Linked DNA regions of Mus musculus: all the other regions are linked to region 1. Evidence: chromatin loops called from intact Hi-C (ENCODE). Cell type or tissue: heart. All regions are shown on one strand.

Region 1 (8,000 bases):
CATCTATTTTAACAAAACTGAACAATTCATGCTCACTAATATATTACTTTGTGTAATTGAAGCCAAGAAGTTGACAGTATTTATAGACGTTTTTCAGAATCACCTGGCTCGTACTGATTGTTTTAAGCACAGTTGTAACTTTAAGAGTCCCTTTGAAGGAGTGGCAGATGTTGGCTTTACTAACATTGCTGGAAAGGCTAGCTGGCTCAAAGTTATAAAATTGTTTAGCACATACTATGAAAATGTCGTAAGTTTCTCTTAAAATTGGCTATTTTTAATTGTTAATTAACTATAATGGAAGTCTAAAGTCTATAAACATTTGCTTCTATACTAGTAAGCTTTCTGTATTTGTTTAAGTCTGCTTTCATGTAGGTTTTCAGAATAGAAACACTGGACGGTATTTTATATTGAAATTGTTGCATTATTACTATGGATTAAAATGTAAGGTTTATACGTGGTTTGGTTCTTTAACACCATTTCCTGGTACTTATTATAAATTAACTCATTTATCACATATGCACTGGTAGTAGACTTGGTTCCAACATTGCCATAGATTAAAGTACTGTCTATACTATACATATACAGCCAACTATACATATACAGCGATTATAAAATGCCTAAATAAATAAATTGTTGCTACCATGCATGATTTCGTTTTCATTTTATATAGTCCTAAGTCTCAGATTGTTCAATATAACTTATTAAACATTAATTAATTATGAAGGGATACAATAGGCAAACTGTGCCAAGTAAGAATTGATAACAGAACAGAATTATAAATATTTTCTGTTAATTTGCTGTCTGGTAAGTCAAAATATTTTCACAATACTTTGAAATGATTTGACCTTAAATTGAATGTTCGTTGTATAAATTAAAATAGGAGAAAGAATGGCTTGGAGTTAAGCATACCTGTGATCGAACCGTTATTAACTCAGAGCCTGACATTGATTTTATTTTCAATAGTGTACCAAGAAAATTGATGCTTGACTTTGATATTCTATCAATGGGTACATTCGTTCTAAGTCAAGCCCAGTAACATTAGCCTTCCTAAAGATTGTATTTCCCGTCCTTGTAATACGGAGTTGGCACAAATGTTTATTCTCGTTGCTTGTTTTGGTGTTTAAATGAGTTTCACAACACAAAAACAAGCCTCTCTTTGCTATGTGCTTATTTGCCCCTGATAAAAGTGATGGAAACCAGTGTTAGTCAATATTAAAACCATTTTTGTTAAAATAAACTAAGGAAGTCAGTTTTTAGTCTCACTCTCCCTGTTTCCCCAACCAAAAATAACTTGTGCCTGAAAAAAAAAAAAAATTCCTTCGTGTGCGCAAATAATCTTTAGGGCATTGGTTCAGCTAAGAAGCAGCGCAGTTTCCCCCTTGCGGAAAGAAAACACGGAATCCGAGCTTCTGGTCCTCCCTGAAGTAGATAGCAACCTGCCAAAGCAATCCATGCATTTCTGCTCATAAATGCCCAATCTGGGGAAACCCAGTGCGTTCTGATGCCTTCTTAGGAACCTTTTTGGTATCTTAGGATTTCACATACAGTTAGAGATAACCAGTAAACAGAATAACAGCGATGACCGAGTTCTTAGACATAACTAATCATGATGAAGCATCATTAATCGTTCACCCAGGACCTGAAAAATTACAGGTTCAATAGTGAGGCTGGGAAGCAAGGAGTCACCCCACACCGAGGTCAAGAAAAATTTCTATCATCTTTCAACACATTACAAAATACACAGCCCTTACTGCCCTACACTGCAGAACACCTTGCCTAAAATGTTTAAAATGCTATTATTTTTCAATTCTTCAAACTATTGCCTAGAATTATATGTTCTCTCGAGACACTAGCACAGAAAACGTAATATATGTAAACATTTTACTAGTTAAGTGACGTCTTTCTAAATCTGTATCCAGGTTGCCTTGTAACTACATAGAAGATTCAATAAAGAAAAAAAGAAGGAAAGAAAGAAAGGAAAGAAGGAAGGAAGGAAGGAAGGAAGGAGAGAGAGAGAGAGAGAGAGAGAGAGAGAGAGAGAGAGAGAGAGAGAGAGAGAACATTTACAATGAGGAATGTATTTAAGGGCTTTGTTGTGTTTCCTGGAAATTTTTAGTTTCTCTGTGCTGTCAGGATGCACTGGCTATTGGACTTCCAGGCCCCTGAATTCTTCTGGGAGGCTCCCCTTTTGTAGGACTGCTCAAGTTACCCACACCTTCCCTGCATCTTCTTCCAGCACTGTCAGGACTGTTATCTGTCCACTTTCTCCACTGCATCTCAAAGCACTACTCAATTGATGAAGGCTTTTATTTTCCACAGTCGAAGTTCAAACATTTTGTTTTGGTTGGTTGGTTGATTTGGACTTTTTGCTTGTTTCCCGTCCCCGTCCCCCCCCCCCCCCCAAACCAGGTTAGCACCATATGAGTGTAATTACTATAAGAATACTCTTTATTCAAAGTTTTCAGAGGTATTCCTTAAACACTTCTAGATTACTAGATAATTACTTTTTCGCCAAATAAATAGAATGTTTGGGGAGGGGTTGTTTGTTTTTTAAATATCATTTTAAGAAAGGTGCTATTTAAGGAACTCTGAAAGCAAAAATATTAAAAAAAAAGTTTTAGGTTTCTGTTCTTTTTCTTTCTTTAATTTTTCCTTATCTTTTTCTTTCCTTTTCCGTTTTCTTCCTTTTTTCTTTTCCTCCTCTTCTTTTCTTTTCTTTTCTTTTCTTTTCTTTCCTTTTCTTTTTCTCGTATTTGGTCAAATCCAGTTAAAGTTCAAGGCATTGCGCAATAATTTGGAAACCCAGTTAAGGATAGGAAAAGTCGAGTTGTTCAGAGTTGGGAATTGGAAGGGAAAAGTCAAGGAAACCCGCATGCACGCACACACGCACGCAGGCATGCATGCCCAGCGGATGCAGCATCCCAATGGGCACACCCCTCCCAACCCGTGGAGGGACCCGCCACGCTCCCTTAACCGATTTTGCATAGTGTCACTTGCTCTTTCTTCACCACTTCTGGAAAACTGATTTGCGATCTTGGAGGGCTTTGAACGGCTGGATGTAGATATATTAACTTCAGTGAAACACGTGCTCCTGAATTACAGGACGGACGCTCCATGGATGAACTCGCCCACCAGAGCGAGGAAAGGCTAGCAGCTTCACAGTTTGTCTTTCTATGAGAAACATCCCACACCTCCCCGCATCTTCCTAGCCCAGAGCGCACTCTCCCCAGGGTTGCTTTGCCCGCACTCACCTGAGCTGTCGCTTTTCCTTTTGCTGCCACTTCTCTTCTCTACGTCTGCGGGTGACAGCGCTTGACGGCCATAATCCCCTGGTGCGCACGCGGCCCCGGTAGGGGTGCTGGAGCCCAGGCTAGATGAGTTGGAACACAGGACCGGAGGGCTGCTTCCCAGCTCCGGGGGCCCTCCCGAATCAGGCTGCAGGCACAGGCTGTGCCGGGCCGCGCTTGGTGGAGAGGACATCTGCGGGAGGTGCCAGTTGCTTTGCAGAGCCTGGTGCTGCTGCTGCTGGTGGTGGTGATGGTGATGGTGGTGGTGGTGGTGGTGCCCCCTGTGATGCTGGCTGGCAAACATGCCCTCCTCGTTGGGGTATCCCGCGATTATGCAAGACGAGGAAGATGTGGAGAGTTCGGGGTAGGACATGTGGTCAGATCTTCCATGGAGGGCCAGAGAAGACTGGGAGAAGGGGTGCAAGCCTTGCGCTGTGGCGTGGGGGCTGCGCAGGCAGCCAAAGAGGGGGTGTTCCATGGCATGCAAGTTTCGGCTTCCAAGCAGAAGACTTCACGGACGGTCCGAATGTCCACCAAGCGCTGTCACTTTTCACTGGAAATCCTAAGACTTTCCCCCACTCACTCCAAAAGTAAAAGCCGCGCGCGTTTGCATTTGAGCAGAGCCGGCTAATCCCAGTCCTGAGCCTTAGCGGCCAGTCTCCTGCACGTATAAACACTAGGACCTGGAGGAGCTTCCTTCGCAGCTGCTCAGATGTCAAGTGTGGGAGAGGTGGAAGCCAAAAGAAGGTGGTCCCAGAGAACTGCTTTCAGGGGGAAATGGCTCTGAGAGGTTATAAATAGAGTGTAATGTGAGCTGGGGGCTGGCTTAGGAGCCCAGCGCTGACCACATGCAAACTCCCTCCAAAACTCCCGCTCAGTCAGCGCCACCGTGCTCTCTCATTTCCAGTTCCCATTGCTGGCAGGACAGGAGCCGCTGCCCAACGCCCGCCCGTCGGGCCCTGGGAGCTTCCACCACAGCTAGTGGTGCTCCCAGAGCCTCAGTCGCTCCGGGCCACCGCAATCTGTCCCATAGGTTCCCATGGCCAGACGCAGAGGCACTCAGCTTCCCTAAGCCAGCACACAGTGTCTCTGAGTAGCTCACTGCTCTTGGAACCTAGATCTCTCAGCCTTGGTGGGGGTTGGGGTCACCTGCAGGAGCTCCCTGACTACTCCCTGACTTTGCAGACCACAGAGAACTTTCAAGAGAACTTTCAAGAGAAGAAGAGCCTAGTCTGTCGAGCTTTTCAAACTCAGAGGCCACTCACGGTTCCAGCGTAAACACATTAGGTTTATTCTCTTTTAGGTATCTGAGAATAGATTGTTAGAAAACCTAGAGCCAGGGCGGAGGTTGTAGAGCTGTGCACCAAGGCTAGCACAGTGCTACTCTGAGTGCAGAAAGGACAGATATACAATGGGGTGTGCGCGACACAGAGGTGGATGTAGGCTCTGGCGCCTTGGCGACACACAAGTGTTGCTCCAAGTGGTGTCCCCCTTCCTTCTTTTTCTGACCCTCTTCCCACCCCTACTTCTCTTTACCAGTCCAGTTCGCGAAATTTTCTCACCATTTGCTCACCGAGGAAATTGGGAGGGGGGGGGTCAAGAATAACCCGAAAAAATGTCAAATGAGCAAGTCTAACTTGCTCCCAGCTTCACCCTTCCTAGCTAGCTTAACCCTGCAGGAGCCAATTCACAGCCCGCTCCCATCCTTTGAGAAATGAAATCTCTCTTTAGCTCACAGAGCTAATGCTCCTTGCATACATTCCATTCCTCACCACCTTTCTGTTTTAAGCAGATAGCAAACTTAACATTCCCTCAGCGTGGACCCTGCTATCATGGTTCATTTCCCCCAGGTTTACAGCCTGTGCTCCTGGAAATGAACTAACTGCACACCTTGCCACCAGTGAATTTGTGAGAGCAGGGGCTGGGGTTGACACAGCAATTAGCTTGGGCGGCCACAGAATCTACTGGAAGTCCTGTCCTTAACCCACAACAAGCTTGGGAGAGTGGGCTGCAGGAAAGCCTGTTCCTATCTAGGAAGTGTCTGCCAAGGGGATGTCTGCAGTAGCCTAGGGTGTTCAGGACTTGGAGTGTGCCACTATGGTTAACTGCCATATGTTTATTGTCTGGGTGACCAGAAGATGATGGCCAAGTCTTTGAAATTGCTAATGGGATTAATGAGTACAGCAACCTGAACTAGACATCTGGTTTAAATTAGGAAAAGGTATTGATGAATTTTGGAGGAATGTCCCCAAGGCAGAACCCTTCTCTCTGCCGCTCCTTCTGCCATCTTCAGTCTGTTACCCTTTATTTTAAGAGGTTCTCCAGAAAAGGAACTTCCAAACAAACTTTAACATCCGTGTGAAAAGTCGAATTGTTTTGCACAACTTAGAGATGGGGTGGAGTGGGGGTTGATCAGGAATTCCAAGATTTGTAAGCACTGCTTTCTTTAACGGAAATTGAGCCCTATTTTGAGGGAAATTAGTTTTGCAGACTTCGTTAGGGGAAAAAAAAAAAAAAAGAACCTAAAACTTTTGTTCACCAGCCGCTCAACGTTTCAGTCTGAGGCTGAGCTGGAACCTGCAGCAAGGCTTTGACGGTAAGGTTCTTTGCTTGTAATTTGGGAATCTTATCCTGAAAAGGGGCGCTGATCATTCTTGGGGTACGTGACTGCTAGGAGCTTTAGGTACAGGCAGGATGGCTTCCCGGACTTAAAGCTTAAGACTACTTCTTCTGCCACTACCCACAACCTTGGCTTTTTAAGAATTACAAAAGAGAGTGGGAAACATATCCCTCATATAAGATCGGAATATATTTTGATTTTTCTGCTTTTTATGGTTTCAATATGCGCTCTGATATTAAACATAGAAGTATAAAGTGCAATGATAAATTCCCTGCCTGTGCTCCCTTAGCATCTCAATGGACCCTGGGTTCTGAAAGCATTCATATTTTATTCAAACTGAAATTTGATCAATTCCTCTAATAAACATAATAAAATATTTGCATAGTGTAAGATCCCTCGACTGAAAGCATGGTAGGGAGTGTCAGATAGGACTGACAAAAACATACTTCATCTGTAGTGTTTAACAAAATCCACCCAAGTCTTTCCAGTGTGTGTTCTATAAACTACAGCTAAACTATTAGTGAACAAAGAGTTGCATGTAACTAGGATGTTGTAGGTGAGAGTAACTAGCAAGAATAAAGTTTGATCTCCATAGAGGCTGGCGTTTGGTGAGTCTGCCCAGTGGCTGGGCTGGTTTTCCTCCCTCGTTCACTACATCACACAGATGTTAACAGTATGTCCAGAAATTCCTCTACAACCTGCCTCAGTCAGTTTTCCTCTGGAAATATGAGGCCAGTAATCTGGGAAAGAAGAGGAAAAACAAGTTAGAAAAGGACAGAACAGCTTCCAAAGTCATGCAATTGCAGGACACTTTCAGGAAAGGTCTTTTAACTTGAAGGCACAGAACATTAAGTATTCCCAAGGCCAATGAAATTCAGATTTCTAATATAAAGTATAATACAAGCAAAATGTCATGGAAAAGGAAAAGGGTGCTAAAAAGCAAAAGAAGTCAAGACTCGCTGCTTTCAAAATTAAGCATGGCTATCAAAGTTTCATAATGTTTAAATACTATTAACTATTGCACAACTTTCAAAAACTTCATGTTCTTAGAGCATTTGTAATGATAGATAATTTTTAGTTTTACTTAGGATGTTTTGTTTTTCAAGTGTTAGTGTAGCAACAACAGAAAAAAAAATACACAATGCTTTCATCAGTAGCTGATTTAATATTTGCATTTTAATTAATCCAATGATTAATATGACTTTTCAGTAACAAGATGAATTGTAGAAATTCGGACAACCAAAGTATCTATGTCATTTGAGCTATAATGTTTAGTCTTCATAAACATATATTTCAAAATTCTTGAAAAAATGTTATGTCAACATAAAAATCAAATATAAAGTATAAAATCAAGGCATGTATCACAGAGTATAGGAAATGTTTAGCTCTTGTGGAGTTACTTAACCATAACTATTTAAACAATCATTAGAAGCTTCAATGCTAAGTATGTCTATGGCTCCGTTTGACCAAATGGCATAAAAGCCAACCAGAAAGCCATATTTTATTTAAAAAGATAGAATCTTTTAATTAAAACGAGATTGAACTTATTTCATTTTATTTAGATTCATGGTGACTTAAAAGTTGTTTGAGGGATGACGAGAATTAACATTAAATCCCAGATGTTTTTCTTCTTGTTGTGCATGGTACATATACTAGCTGAGGCTTAAATGATTAATTGAACATAAGGATTGCCTCAGACACTTACTTCTCATAGAAAAGCCATGGCTGCTGCATCCCCTCAAAGAGCACAATTATGTCCTCCAGCTTATTTCTTTGAAATTAAGGTTTTAAAAAACATAATATTCTAAGCAGTTAGTGGCAGCTTAAATGATTTATTACATAATCCATTTCAATTAAATGAGGAATTATCTTTCTCTGGTATTAGGAATTACAAAATTTAAGGCACAAATGTACTATATCTGTGCTTTATCTAGACATTTAAAAATTTTAGAGTTTTTCTGTTTTTCTAACTGACGTTTTATAATAATAACAATTATTGTAAATTATTACTAAATTATGATTAAAAAACTATAGCTCTGCCTAAGGCCATGAGACATATATACACATATATGCGTAAAATATATGTATATAAT
Region 2 (8,000 bases), 160 kb before region 1:
TTTCTGGATGGTATAGCAAAGTCTGAACAGGTCATGGGATTGAGCCAGTAAGCATATGTCTTCCATGGCCTCTACTTCAGTAGTTTTAGTGTCCAGATCCGTGCCCTGCTTGAGTTCCAGCTTTACCTACCCTCAGTCATGGAAGGGTAAATGAAGAGTAAGCCAATCAGTACATTCCTCCCAAACTGCATTTGCTTATCACATCAATAGAACGCCCCCTCCCTAAGATTTTATTCCTAAATATTCAGTTTGAATTTGTTACTTCTCTCAGTATAATTCTGATGTTCATGAAATAGCATAATGACAGAAAACAAAGATTAATGGTATTGTCATAACTAAATCAACCAAATGTGACCATGGACAGGTCTTTAATTGAAACATAAAATAATATATATTTGGGGAGGTAAAATGGCTGGAAGAATTTAAAGATTTTTAAAAGGTTGTTTAAATGTAATCTGTAATTCATAATAAATAAAACTATTATGTATCCCTGTTTTGATTCTACTTTGCAACTCTCAGCAACAGCAAAAACTATTTATGAAATGGGATCAAAGAGCTATTGTAATTTCCTCTATGTAATGTTAATTGCATTAAAACAAAGATGTTAGAGCTAGAGTTGCAATAACCACAGGTGAAGTATGAAGTTTGAAAATTGCCTCAAAATCTCTTTATGTTTCTTTTTCTTTTTTCTTTTTTTTTTTATTTTTGAGATGTCAGATTTAACTCAAAATATTTCTAACCCAAAGAAGATAGTGTATTTGATCAATGAATTAAGAGTGGCAGCATTCTGGTTGTTTGAAATCTAGGTAGTAAGCTGGAGTTTTTAATAAAATATGTTACATCTCTGCCTAGATTTGACCCCTCACAAAAATGAGAATAATAATTATAAGTGAAATGACTAGTGAGATTTGTGCTGCAATGGGTGGATTGTTTTTTAAATTGGATATTTTATTTATTTACATTTTAAATGTTATTCCCTTTCCCAAATTCCCCACCAGAAACTCCCTATCCTATCTCCTCTTCTCCTGCTTCTATGAGAGTGTACCTCCACCCACTCTCTACTGCCATACCACTCCTGGGCATATATTCAAAAGATGCTCCAACATATAACAAGGGCACATGCTCTACTGTGTTCATACCAGCCAAATTTATAATAGCCAGAAGCAGGAAAGAACTCAGATGTCCTTCAACAGAAAAATGGATACAGAAAATGTGGTACATTTACACAATAGTGTACTACTCACCTATTAGAAATAATGAATTCATGAAATTCTTAGGCAAATGGATGGAACTAGAAAATATCCTGAGTGAGGTAACCCAATCACAAAAGACACACGTTATGCACTCACTGACAAGTGGATATTAGCCCAAAAGCTTGGAATACCCAAGATGTAATGGGTGAATTTAAGTGAGATCAAGTTACTGTATAAGTGACATTGGGGAGGAGTGAACTGAGTACTGGAGAACAAAAGCACGGAAATTGCTTTGTAATAGCATTTGAAATGTAAATGAAGAAGATATCTAATTAAAAAAAACTCAGTAGAATTGAATTTTCTTTTAAAAAGTTAGCACACTATTTGAACACAAATTCTGAATATAAAAAGAAAGTGTGTTTGATTGAACTATAAATTAAAAAGATATACAACAGAAGACAGGAAATCTACAGTTGCAGGTATAATAATGTAATACTCGAAGAAAATAGAATCTTTACCTTTGATGGAGATTTCCCTGTCAAGATAGTTAAATGAATTTTATATATGATAAATATAGAGATATCATTTTGCTTTACAAATTGAGTTATATCAAAATACGAGTTTTGATGTTAGTACAATCTAAAAAAAAAACAATAATTCAGAAGTAGATGGAATTTAATTCTTGTTGTCTGCAACCTATGCATTAGGTTTTTTTTTCTTTAGGTTGAGGCACTTTTCTATGATCCTTCTGGGCATACATTTTCCCACCAATGGTAAAGAGTCAAATGATTCAAGGTGACAGAATCAAAACAAATGATTCCTTAATGGTCTATGGTTGACATTATATAATTGCATGACTCAATTTAATTTTCTCTTCTCTTTAAAATGACCAAAATCTTTACATGATTTCAACCCAAAGTATATTAATGCTATTTCTTTATTTCTAATTGTGCTAACAGTTTCATTCAATTTTCCTCACTTTATTCCACTTTCAGACACACACACAGACCACCACCACCACCACGACTACCACCAGTCTTCCAAGCACATTCTGGAAACTGAGAAAATATAAAAATAGAAGTAAATTACTATGAAGTAATTTATAATTGTATGAACCCCCCTGTCGCTTCAGAAAGAAAGAGAATTTTAATAAACAATGAACTTATTAAAAGTAGTAGTCCTCAAAACTCAAGGTCAGTTCCCCAGAGAGACGCTGAGGACTTTGAGGGTCTGACTAATTTGCCCCCTGTGAAGCTTTTGCATACAGCTCATTCACCACTCCTCCTACATTCTGTAAAGGTCACCCTTGCATATTCCAAGGCAAATTTGTTTAAGGAATAAAAGATGAGCAGCATAAGGAAAAAAAAAAAAAGACTTGAGCATGGCAGTTAAAATGAAAAGCAATAAATTATTTAGGTAAATGCTAATTATGTGGGCAAATATAGAAGGCAGATCAGGCAAATAAATGTTATGAGAAATGTCTTCTGCTTAATGGCAAGTGGATTTAATCCCTGAAGACCTGTGTTCTAGTGTAGTTTTATACCACGTTAGGTTACTGACTGTTCTAATGGTTCACAGTTAAGGGCATGAAATGACAGTAATGATTTACATTGCTTATGTTAGTCTGCCAATGCCAGTGCTTGAGGCCTGCGGACATGCCACCTTCAGAATAACATTTACTCAGATTGACAGAACCTGCCACAGCCAGACTCATCTATCACCCCTAAGCCATTGGCTCCTCTCAGAATTTTTGTTTATGGTTTGTTTACTGGTTATTTTATTAATTTATATTTCAAATGCTGTTCCCCTTCCTGGTCTCCCCTCCACAATCTCCCTCCCCTTTGCCTCTAATTGGGTGCTTCCCCACCCACCCACTTACTCCTGATTCACCCCTCTAGCATTCCCCTACACAAGCCTTCACAGGACCAAGAGGCTCCCCTCCCGTTGAAAAGGCAATCCTCTGCTACATAGGTAACTGGAGCTATGGGTCCCTCCCTGTATACTCTTTGGTTGGTGGTCTAGTCCCTGGGAGTAGGCTGGTTAGTTGATATTGTCCTTCCTATCTTTCCTCTCCGCTTTTAAATCCATTCAGTCCTTGTCTTGATCAGCTCAGTCAAGGTCGCAAGCTAGGTGAAGCAGGTCTGAGTGTCCACCAGCAGGGCTGACTTAGAGGCATAGAGACGTGAGAAACAAAGAGCTGTTGTTGAGCCCTAAGTAACACAATATACACAACCACTGTAGTGAAGAAGTTTTCCAGACAGACACAGTAAAAGCAAAGATGGTACGTTATTCTTACATTTGGTTTTTTGTTTGGTCGGTTGGTAGGTTGTTTTTTTGTTTTGTTTTGTTGTTTTTTGGCTTTGGTTTTGCTCTGTGTGTGTGTGTGTGTGTGTGCGCGCGCGCATGCATGTGTGTGTTTGTGTTTTGAGATACAGTCATGTATCTCAGGCTGATCTAAATCACCCTATAAATCTAAGAGTGACTGTTTACTCTACCTCCCAACTCCAGGGGATATAGGGACGCATCAATCTTACTATGCAGTTCTATAACAAATAAATACTTTTAATGATAATGTATTCCAAGCATTATATTTTAGTAGCATTACAAACCACTTAAAATGACAATGGGACCATGTTAAACATGGATTGACTCTGAGTTTCTATTTTTTTTTCTGTAATAATTAAAAGACAGTAAGCCATATTTCCTGTTTTTCTTTAAAACAATCAGTATTGATACAAATATCATCCTTTCCTTAATGAAAATTAAGTCATACATATTTCCAGTTTCTACCTGTATAGATTAAATCTGTACTCCAAAACCTTTCTTTATTTTTTTTCCCAAAGAGATGGTGGAAATCATTCTTTCATGTACGTTACAGCCCTCTAGTCTGTTAAGTCAAAATGTAGGCATTGGTTTAATATCAGTAGGTACACTGGAGGCCTAAAAGGTGATACACTTAAAAGGCAATTCAGTTTTTCTGACCCAGCACTACAAAAACCCATGAATTCAGTCTGTTTCTGTCTTGAATTGAGTGCATTGAAATTTACAAGCAGAATGTTTGCAAAGATGAATGAGAGGAGGGAAGTGAGCGCCATTACTCTCCAGCATACATTTGATATGTGCTGCTCCAGGCCTGCTCTGATAGTTTCCATGGTGCCATGTGGTAGGAAAGCAGGCTTTAATCTGTAAAGATGAATCTCAGCCTCAAAACCCCCACTGGTTTTAATGAGGGTGACATAGCTACATGTCACAACAGACTTTGGAAAGGGACCCCTGAGTGTCCAATTATTTTAAGTGCTTTTCCTCTTCCATGTCACTCAACTGACCACAGTGGATTTATGTGGCAATAACACTCCTCTGACACAAACTTCCGGAGGAATCGTTCCATAATTCAATCTCAGTTAATGTTGCCTTAAAAATTAAGTGTTTCCTCAAGTTTTAAATAGATAACAGCACTTTCTAACAACCGCATGTTTCGGATACAAGTTTACTACTTAGGCAGGGCTTTAAAAAATCTGGCAAGGAAGTCTTTTCCTTTTCTAGTAAAATGGGCGGGAGGGGCTGTGGAAAAGAAGGAAAAGGGAAAAAAGGTTAAGAGAAACATCCTGTCCAATGTCCCAGAAGAACATCTTGAATATGGGACTGGAGAAGTGATGTTTTTTCCAATATTGTCTAAATAAATGTGGAAGGCTCATTGCAGTATTCATCAGCTTCAGAAAGTTGCCCGTAATTATCCTGCCTCCAGCTTCAAAGTGTTTTTTTTTTCTAGAATTTGTTCTTGCTACAAATCCTCAATTTTACAATCATATTTAAGTCAATAATAATTCTGTATAAATGTAGCCTAGTTCTTTAAGTTTCATCTAGAAACCTGGGCACACCCACCATTGAAATCAAATTACCTGTTACTAAATGACTATATTTTATATATGGCATGCCTGCTTAGAATGTGAAAATAGAAGCAGTTAATTGCTGTCTGGATCATCCCAACACAGGCAGAACTGACAAGCAGTTTAGATGTAATGAAGTTCCAGCGAAAACACAAGTCTGGTATTCAATTAGCATAATGCAAAGCTGATCTTTACTGCCTGGATAAAATGAGCCATCACTGCCCCAGTGTGTGCAAGTATTTCTGTATGACCTGGTCTGCAACTAGTACCACTCCTTGTCACATTAGTCCAAGAAGATCATTAACCCTACATCGGTTTGGTGCACCCTTCCTTCAACTAGTTTTATGTGCTATCAAAATGAATAAATATGGTCACTAGGCTTCAAATTCTGCTGAAGAATTATAAGACTTTTTGTTTGTTTTTCATATGAGAACAAAGAAAATTGACAAGCATATAATGAATTTGACTACATCCATAACCATGAGCTGATATTATATTCTCATGTATTTGTATTTTGAAACAATTTGGAAAATTCCAATCTCTTCACAATGTTTGACAATATTTTTTTATTCTCTAAATTGTGAATATAACCAGCAATCTAAGAAATCCAAGTAGACTGTATTTCTGTTTTTAAGTAAAAAATGAAACAAAAATTGCAATCAGATGAGCTGTTTGATTACTTTTCAAAGGTAATAGCTTCAGCATGATCCAAAAATTCAGTATTTTAAAATGAAACATCCACCTACATACTGGGCAAATTGCCCAAGTCTAGACCAGTACAACGACAAACTGAGGAGGAGACAGGAAAATACAATTTTGATCTTGTAAAGATAAAAACTGCCTAAAAAAGACTATCCATTTTTATTTGAGCTATCATTTATTTGATTCATATTAGCATTCAAATATGAATTAACAAAATTTATTGGGAAATATCCTTTAAGCTCAACAAATTGAATTTTTCCTCAGAACATTCAAAGATTTAGTGAATATGCTGTCGAAATTTAGTATGAACTGCGTTCAGGAAACTATCTGTAAAAGATATAAATTATCTGCCTTTTCAGACGCAGAGAATTACTGATATTTTATTATTTTTCTTTCTCTTATTGATTTCTTTTCTTTACAAAGTTAAAACAGGAGTGGAGGGTGGTTAAAACACTTGCCTGAGCAGGTGTCTGAAGTAAGGAACTCAGTTCACCTAGTCTTTCTGCTTACGCAGATCCTTGTCTGAGGACCTTTAGGACAATTTGTTGTTGACAATTCATCCTCTGCAATATGTTTGTAGTCTCTTCTCTATCTCACTGTCAAAGAGAGGCATGCTTGGATCGATAACCAGATGCCTATATAATAAGCTTGAATTTCTGTCTTGTTTTGTTCTAGGTAGTAATCTGTTATTTACTTTTACATATTTGTGCAATAAAAATGAAAATGAAGGAAAATTTATGAAGTAGTCATTTGACACTTATATTTCCTGAAGTATTTCCATCTACCTGAAAGTTATATTATTGTCATAAACATATAAACTACTACAGAGGATATGAATAGTAAATTTACATGAAAGTGTGAGAAAAATAAAAACATAGCCAGCAGATTCCAGAAAGGATGAAGGATAAACACACACACACAAAGAGAGAGAGAGAGAGATTGATTTTTATAAAACAACAGAGGAATACCTTTGAACACTGTGCACTGTTTCTCTCAAAGTTCACACAAACTAATTTCCCACCAAATGAGAGCTACGAATAATCATGGTTATGCACATTGAGTAATTAATTATGTAAAATTTAAATCAATATTTATTCTATTATGTTTATTGAACATTATGATCAATGGCAGGAGAAAAGTGGAGGAAGAGACAGACAGACAGCAGACAGATAGAGAGACATAAAGACAGAGAGACAGACAGAAACAAAATGTAATTTATACAAGGAAGTGTGAACCAGGAATTTCAGAGGCAGAAAACCTGGCTTCCAAGGATATTCTCTTGTCACCATGCAAGAAGATTTCAGAAACCATGCTCTCACTGGAATTAACTGGAAATCAAGGTTTTTGAAAACCATAAGTGGAGACACATTAGTGTTGACTGTGGCCTGTGCAAGGGTGTTAATTTCCCTAAGGGGAAGTGCACACAAAAGTTGCGCCTGATGAGGGATGAAAAGCTACCATTAATGGAGGAATTTGAAAACTGTGGTACCATAAGTCAAACTTGAATCTTAGCAAGTATGTAGAGTCTGCAAATTTCATTAAAAAAAATAATGGTGGAAAGCAGAGGGAAATGTCAAGATCTTCTACAGTGTTCAGCAGTGTAAACCAGGAATCTATGTATGTAACAGGAGAGACATAAATCCATCAAAAATAAGTGTAAGAAAGTAGAATTAATATAAAATGTGAGTTTAGAGGTATAATAACAATTACAATGAAATGACTTTAAACCCTTAAAACTATGATTCAGAAAATGACTTATAGGACAGGGAGAAATTTGGACACTACACAGGTAGCTGATATCGAGCAACTTTTAAAACTTCTTATTCATTGGCTAGACAAACCATTTAGCTATAACCATTACTGTAATATGTTTGTAGACCAAATAGCCATATTTACTTCTTTCAACCTGTGTACGTATGGATGAAGATTTAGAGCCGGCGACAGGCTATGGGATTGGTAACTGCTTGGACAGATGTAGATATCAAAGCACTGATTACTGACATTGTTGAATCTTTTAAATGGAATAATAAGGAAAAAATTAATCAAATGAGGGGACTAGAATTACTTACCAAATGGTTGATTATTTTCTAAAGAGAAAAGTATCAAATGAACCCAAAAAGATGCAAATAAGAAAGAAAGGAAGAAAGAAAGAAAGAAAGAAAGAAAGAAAGAAAGAAAGAAAGAAAGAAAGAAAGAAGCTATGCCTCTAAAATGATGG
Region 3 (8,000 bases), 190 kb after region 1:
CCCTAGTCCCTTTTTATTAAAGCATGCCTTCTACCAATTCTTCCCTTACTTACTTTATAGGTACTTATTTGTGCTATTTATTTCTCTCACTAAATGTACCATCTATGCAGACAGAGCCTTTAGATGACTGTAGTTTACATTTAGACCTGTTGCCTGAGCTGCAGCTAGTAGCTGAAAGTAAGGCGCCAGGGGCAACACCCAAATGTTTGTTGAATATGTGAGTGGATGTGAATTGAAAAAGAATAAATCATAATCTTGGATTAAGAATGAACCAGGAATCAAGCTCCTTTGAAGCAGGAGTGTTTTGGGTTTGCCTGCTGCAATCTACCATGAACATGGAATTTCATTTTTCTAAAGTCTCAGTCCCCAGCCATTCATGGTTAAAACTCAAAAGATAACTTGTATGAGGAAACTGAGTGGTCATCAGCATCAAAATCTCAAGAGTTCCTGCTTAGGCCTTGAATGATGACCAACACATTCATGGCCAATTACAACGTCCTAAGATGATATGGAGTGATCCAGAAGAAATCCACCGGGAAGGAAGAATTCCCAGTATGCACAATAAGGAACAATGTGCTGAATCAGAACATAAATTCCCCTTTAAATGCATACCTCCTGCTTCGGTCTCTATGAGCCCAAGTGAGTCCTGCTTAGTTGATTGAGTTAACCATGTTCTTTTGGTATTTTCCATTTCCTCTGACTCTTACAGTCTTTCTCTCCCTCTTCTGGGGAGTTCTTTGATTCCAAGAGGTGAGACCCAGTGGTAATCAAATCCAGAATTTCTCTGCAACATATCTGCTTATGGGTCTCTGCACCCTCTCTCATCTACAGAGTAAGAAACTTCTTGTCTGATGATTATAATGCACTAATCTATGAGGACAGCAGAATATCATCAGCTATCTTTTTTGTTATTGTTTTTGTTTGTTTGTTTGTTTTGGCCTGTTGTGCTAGGTTCTGAAGTAACAAACACAAGACCTGCATGGGTCTGCACCAGGTACTCTGCGTATATGCTATGGTAGACTCAATCAGATTTGTTTGCCAGTGCTATCGATACATTCGCAATTTATACTTTTTTTTCCATTTGTTCTCAGTGTCAAATCACCATTCCTCTTGACTCTTCCTTTAAAAATCACATCCATACACCAAGAGCTCTTCAGACAACACAGATTTTGTTTTACTTACATATACACCCTTGTGAGGAAAGAGAAGGAATGAAGCCCAAAGCTTTCTGTCTACCTTGTAATCTAAGTAATATCGTTCTTGTACTAACACTAGCCCACAAGGAACGGTGCCACCAAAACTGTTCTGAGTCGAGAAGTCATCATGTATTCCTTCACATTGCTTCCTGTCACTAAGGTATTTCCGTACTTGAGACAGAACAGTTTCCACAATAACAAGGAAACTAAGTTTATTCCCCCCCCCCTCAGGAATTGTTGGATGACACATGACACACACTCTTTCAAAGCATCTTTGGGGGGTAGAGCTAGAATAACTTTCTCTGTCCATATCATCTTTAAGAAACCCAGCATTGTTTAAACAACTAAGAAAAATCTAACAGCTGGCTGTGTGCAAAGCACTGTCAAAGATTACCATGTAGAAGGGCCTATGTGTGCTTTAAAGTCTTCATAGAAAAGTATGAGAATATGAGAGTGCTCAGCTCTAACTGTTTGTGTGGAGGACCTGGAGGTCTACCTGAGGTAGACAATTGCAAAATCTCTGAAGATGCTTGGTGACAAATGAATAGAGAGTTCACTTGGAGAAAGCTGGAACAGTTCAAGGGCTGACATATGTACGTACACGTGTGGAGAAATAGCTCTTAGGAATGTCAGGTGCAGAGTCATTGAAAAGCACCTAGGAAACTCCCTAGTGCAGAGGTCTTCGCAATTGTGGAGAATTCCTATTTATCCTGTAGACTGTGTAATGAAGCAATTGTGAGTAAGGAAGCCAAGAGTTATGATATGTGTGTGACTGATTCCTCTGGTGTGCAAGAAACACACTTCAATGACAGTAATGCTTTGGAGAAGGCAGATATGTTTGCAAATCATCTAAAAGTTTAGTCCAGGCAGGGCAGTGGTGGCACACGCCTTTAATCCCAGCACTTGGAAGGGCAGAGGCAGGAGGATTTCTGAGTTCGAGGCCAGCCTGGTCTACAGGATGAGTTCCAGGATAGCCAGGGCTACACAGAGAAACCCTGTCTTGAAAAACCAAAAAAAAAAAAAAAAAAAAAAAAAAAAAAAGTCTCTTTAAGCCATTAGAACAGCAGCCATGGATGTGAAAGGGACAATTGTTCAGCAGATTTAATCAATAGCTCTTGAAAGTCTGATTGAGTGACTCCTGCACTGCTGTCCCTGTTTGGAACTCATGTTACACATTTCTCCCAAAGTTTTATTTTTCTAGGAATCCATGATACCATCATTCTTTCCAGCCGCTGCCATCCTGACAGGCATGGGGATACCAGTCACCACTCGGATGTTCCCAGGTTTGTTTCCAGTTTCCTCCCAATAGACATTGTACACTGGAAACCATTCATCTTTGCTTCCACAAGTGGGCTCAGCATGACAGCTTACACATTCAAGCCAAAGGTTTTCTCAGGATCCCTCATGACTTATTTATATCTTGTCTGTCAATTAAATATGGAACATACTCTTTATTTGCCTGATACAACTTTGCTTTAATGTACGGACCCACGATTCTCAGCTTCCCTCTAATAGTGTTCTCATGCTGCCCATCAAGACACTGGTTACCTCTCCTTTCCCATCTGAGTTTGCCAAAGTGAATTCCAGTGGAGGGTGGTTTTTTTTTTACACATTTTTCCTAAGGCTTCTAATAAGGTCATTGTCAAAGACTCCAGGCTTCCTGTGCTCTAATCACTCTCTAAGTGATCCTTATTTCCTTTACCACTTAACGCCTATAAGAAAGAATAAAGGGTTATGGGAGAAATTGGAATTCCAAAACATGACACACTGTGATACCATGAAATCAAAACTGCTAAATCTACCTTTCATGGATTTAGTGGGAAATTTCAGAATTCAAAATAGAGTTGCTGGACTGGAACATAGCACTTGTTCCTTGCTTCTATGTCTTTATCCCACCATATTTTTAAGAATTGAAATCAAAACAAATGACAATGTCCTAAGGTTCTTATTGACTCAATCATGATATAAACAGAAAAGGAACTAAACCGTCATTATCCTGTCATTCTGTTGTGGTTATGAAAATCTCTATATTATATGGAATAGAGAAAACATGATTTTTATTTAAGTTTTCAACATATTTTATTTTATATGACTGTTTAAACATTTCAATGACCTTAACCTAATGTTTACTATTTTGTAATTCGCTAGCAATGAACATATTAAAAATTCAGACTACTCATCCTTGACTTGAGAATATTTGTGTTGTTTTTGAGCTTTGCAAAAATGCCCAGAACAAGATGTTAATCTTATAAATCTCCAATGCAGTATTTCAAGGATATTTTCATGAAATATTATAAAATGAGAACATAAGAAAGCAAAAACCTTCCACCATTTCCTCGGATTGGCAGCCCTTGTTTGACTAGACTACACTTGGCCTCTTCTGTACCTGAATGCAGCCAGGATTTTTTTTCATAAACGGTGCATAAATCAAAAGGATAAGTCCAGCTGAAGTGGAGACTTATGACCATTGTGACTGATTTATTCAATGAACTGCACTAACTTCCTAGTTCATGTGTTCCTTTCTGGGTTGTGTCTATTTTGTAAAATAACAAGCCCCCTCTTTGTTCTCCCTGCCCTGCACTGTCTCCCTCCTCCAGTCTGCAGGCCAAGCACAGGCAGCACACTGCATCATTATTCTCACACTGAGACTACAAAGGATGGTGCTGCCTGTGCCGTCTTCCAGATCTACGCTTTTCCACTCTTCTCAGTGGCACATAAATTCTCACCGTTCCTATTGATAAAGAATATTTGAGTAGTGAGTACCATTTTTCTCCTCCAGTGTTCCTCTTCCTTTGGCAAGTGTCATAGTAAGAGGAAATGACCCTTTCCAATATCCAGTGCTACATTTTTTTTTCTATTCAAAATCTGGAAAATTGCATTATAAAATGTGAAGTTCACTATTACTCCACCAATGTATTTTGCATGTTAATTTGCCAAGATGATAACTCACATTTTATCATGTTTCCAACATCCCCTGGATTATCCCACTCTTAGTCCCTGTGTGCCTCACATTGGACTCCCATCTGGTTTTTCTGCCTAAACATATTCTCCTGAGAGCATGTTTAATTTGAATTGTATTAAATTCATCAAACTCTTTAATGAGCCTTGGGCATTGTCGACTTGTGTGTGGGGTCTCTCCTAAATAGTAGCAGAGAGGGACCTTAAGGGCCTTCAGTGAGTGTCCTTCTGGGCATTCTGTCAGGACTAAGCACTGTTTCACATTATGTGAATGTCATAAATAACTTGGTGGGAAGGGTCAGTGTTTTCTTATCTTGAAGAGAGTCAAAGGGCAGTTTGCATTTATCTAGGAAATGCACCTCACAGATGCTGGTCTTAAAAGCTCCTCTGGGAAAGGGTGGGGAAATGCTATTATCCTTACATAATTCTAAAATCCTGATGGGAGGGGTCAAACAACTACAGGAATCCTTCCTGTTCCTTTTAATCAAGGCCATAGCAAACAAGGAGCAAGGGGATTAAAACACCAGGAATCATCTGTAATTGTAATTTCATATCCCACATTTTCATTTCTTTTCAGTAGCAAATGCCTTCTTTATTAAATTCTTCATTTGTATCAAAAATAAGTTTCGAAGAGGTTTACATCACAAGTATTCTTGAATGTGTCTCCAGTGTGCCTCCCAAATCAGAAGAGGAAGACACTGTGAGTTTTTACTCGTTGTGATGAATTAGGGTCTGACATTAAAGTTTCACTTTAACCAAGTACTAAAATAAAATATAATATAATAAGAAATAGTTTTGCAACTGTACTTTAAAGACCCCCTACATAGACTGCAGCTGTCTGGATGTGTTCCTGGAGAGGAATCACAGATGAGGTCTGTGATGTGTGTCCCTACTGAATTCTTAGACTATCTCCCATGCTTGGTTCATGCCATTTGTTCTTCACTGCTCTTCTTCCTTAAATTCAATTTATATCTACTCAATTGTGTTTAAAATATGACAAAGTCAAAGACCAAAGAAAGGAAACTTTACCAATAAGCCCTAGCACTTTTTAAATGTAAATACAATAAGATGAAACACCACTTTACATTTGAGTTCAATAAATTAATTATAAATGCTTCTTTTCATTGGCCATCTTTATTGAGTTATATTTTAAGAAAGTAAATGGCATTGATTTTAAGTGCAGATTGATATCTTTTCTTCAGCATCTTGCCATGCACACATTACCAAACAAGACATACAAAGTTTTCCACCACAGTAAACAAACTAAAACATTCCACTAAGAATGTTCCAGGTTTTTTTTTTTTAAAAGCAAGGACTGGATTTCAAAGGTGGGACAAAGTTTAGCAGATTTAGGGAATGAAAGCCAGCATTCTAGAGGCATAATGAAGAAACTGGGAAAACGTGAAAAGAAGGTAGAAAGCCAGGTGGGAATTGATCTTGTGGGATCTGTTATTTTGGGAAAGAAATATTTGCTGATGCTACACATTCATTCATAAAAGCAAAAACTAAACAAAACACCAAAACCAGAAAGTCTAGGATAAGGTCTTATACAGGAAAAAGCATGTGAGCTAACTCTTATCTCATTTTTCATCCCTATCTTTTGATTTCCCTCCCTCCTGTCCTATGTCCCTAGTCCTAGGTTCCTTTATTGAGTGCCTCCCTGATTGCATCCACAGCTGCACAGACTATTTTTCTTCATGTGACACGTCATAGATCATTGACCACCCATTGTTTACTCCTTTCCTTCTCTTTCACTTTCTCTCCTGAAAAGGGGGTTGGGAAAAAAAGTGGGAGATGAAGCAAGGAAGAAGAAAATCCTTTCTTGGAAATTTCTTGCTCCTCAATATTCACCTCAAGGTTTCTTTAGGAGGACTGAAGCTTCCTTCGAGGTAATGGCAAGGAAGCCAAAGAGCACATCATAACCAAATTCTGTGGCAAACAGTTAAATAGAATTATACCCGATTCAGCAATGTGGGTTGAACATTGAGTAGACGATGTGTTTAAAAATCCTTGAGTGAAGCACTTGACTTGTTTGAAACACTGCTAAAGTCAGGAAATAGGTTGCATTGAATTATATTATAAAGGAATTATAAACATACAATTAATAAAGAACATACAATGTTCTTATTGTCTTCTTTTATCCCCCCAGGTTATCCTAAATTCCTTTGACAATGCCCGATCTCATGTATATACATACTGTTACAATCATGCATGCCTTCTTTCATTTAAAAAGTGTTCAGCCAGTTATATATAACAGCAATTAAAGTGAAATAACTACTTTAAACCTTATCATGATGCTCTGGTTACGACATCAAATTATGCAATCATTTTATAATCTAACACTTCACAGTCTGCAATTTACTACTGTACATCTAGTAACATGAAAGTGGATAAATCATTAAACACATTCTATAGCATACATGCACGATATACAACATGTTACGCTGTTTAATAACTGGTAACTACTAGGTTCAATGAGTAATATTGGTACATTATGCAAATTGGGAGATACTTTAAAGAATAAAATTGATTTGCCTAAAATATCCAAGTCTTTATGGTTAGACTGCATTCTCTTCTCTTACAAAATAATGCTTTTTTTTTTTTTTGGTGTATGAATCCACTGATATGTGAATTTGTGACCTGACACATGCTAAGCAGGCACTAGTCTATCTCTGTTGCAGCCAGTGAACTGTTTCCTTGATAGTAGAGCTCATTTTGTAGAAGTAGCATAAGCATTTCAAACATAAAAACAGGAAGAAGGAAAGGCATTAATATTAAGTTTTTAATTTGCACTGCCTGCTGAGATAGATGCTTAAATTATCTCTTAATTACCCCAAAAACCAAACAAAAGTTGTCAGATTATGTGTCACATCTGGTACTATGTTAAGTACCAGAAGGCTTGCTAGAAGTCAGACAGTACATGGAGATTGCACTGAGGAAGATTGGAAACTAGGATCATAAATAATGGTGAAAATCAGTCTTAGGACTTGCTGAGACATTGATCTTCTTTGATTAAATTATAAAAATAAAAGAGTAACTATGCATACAAACATTGAGCATTAGCATTGGCTATATTTCCATTTCAAATTTCCCCTAATTATTATTTAATTAAACCTTATAGAATCGTTTAAACAAAAGACACATGAAGAAATAGGTTAAGCCAAACAAGACTTGTTGCTTTGATGGCAGCCCTCTGTTCAAAAGCATCCTTGCATTGTGTGAGAGTTGAAGAGGATTTTTGGTGGATTAGTTGTAACAATAAGGCAAACTTGCTCTAAATATTAATATATGATCAGTAGATAGATTATAGATATACAAATGATAGATGGCTGCTAGATAGATATAAGTTAAGTATTCCTTGAGAATTTCTTGTGATTATTTTCCTATATCCTAAACAGAATATCTAAAACAAACAAACAATTAGGTGGAAACATCACACACTGTGAACATTTAATTTTAATGCATAAAGTCAAAGGATATTTTGCTTCTTATCCTCTGAGTTTGCCATTCTTCTACTCCAGACCACTGGAATTAATACGAATAAAAGAATATTATTGGCTAGTAACATTGGACAACAGATTATTGTGTGTTGCCAAACTTTTGTGAGATTTTTTTATTAGATATTTTCTTTATTTACATTTCAAATGCTATCCCCCAAAGCCCCTTATACCCTCCCCCCACCCTGCTCCCCAACCCACCTACCCCTGCTTCCTGGCCCTGGCACTGGGGAGATGTTTTAAACTAACAATCTTCCTTGTGTGTCTAGAAGTTTAATCTCTGAAAACTATCATCTGAGCTTATTTATTCATATTAGTTTTGCTCCCTGGCCATAGGCATTACCCAGGC

The links. Peaks named below come from ENCODE experiments on the same cell type or tissue, not always from the same donor. Only the 100,000 strongest peaks of a DNase experiment are listed, where the experiment ranks them.
Region 2: a loop joins it to region 1, with 2.0 times the contacts of the local background. A loop is called at or near these places in 3 of 42 quality-filtered maps.
Region 3: it touches region 1 in a loop (10-fold over the local background); 3 of 42 quality-filtered maps call a loop at or near these places.

The regions. Positions count from the first base shown.
Region 1 is chr12:37,104,596-37,112,595 of GRCm38, reverse strand. It overlaps Meox2 (mesenchyme homeobox 2), which reads right to left and starts at 4,056. Exons shown (of 3, transcript NM_008584.4): 1 at 3,252-4,056. The coding sequence starts at 3,765. Gm29007 (predicted gene 29007) reads left to right here and starts at 5,844. Exons shown (of 2, transcript NR_166884.1): 1 at 5,844-5,883. In heart, a CTCF peak has its summit at 1,397; DNase peaks (open chromatin) are centred at 3,335, 4,145 and 4,695; H3K4me3 peaks cover 1,924 bases; H3K27ac peaks cover 802 bases; H3K27me3 peaks cover 3,962 bases.
Region 2 is chr12:37,269,291-37,277,290 of GRCm38, reverse strand. The region is part of intron 3 of Agmo (alkylglycerol monooxygenase); the gene reads right to left. Among named protein-coding and RNA genes, the nearest start is that of Agmo, 32 kb to the right of the region's middle. In heart, no CTCF peak of the experiment used is centred here; no DNase peak of the experiment used is centred here.
Region 3 is chr12:36,914,275-36,922,274 of GRCm38, reverse strand. No RefSeq gene overlaps it. Among named protein-coding and RNA genes, the nearest start is that of Gm40394, 35 kb to the right of the region's middle. In heart, no CTCF peak of the experiment used is centred here; a DNase peak (open chromatin) is centred at 4,534.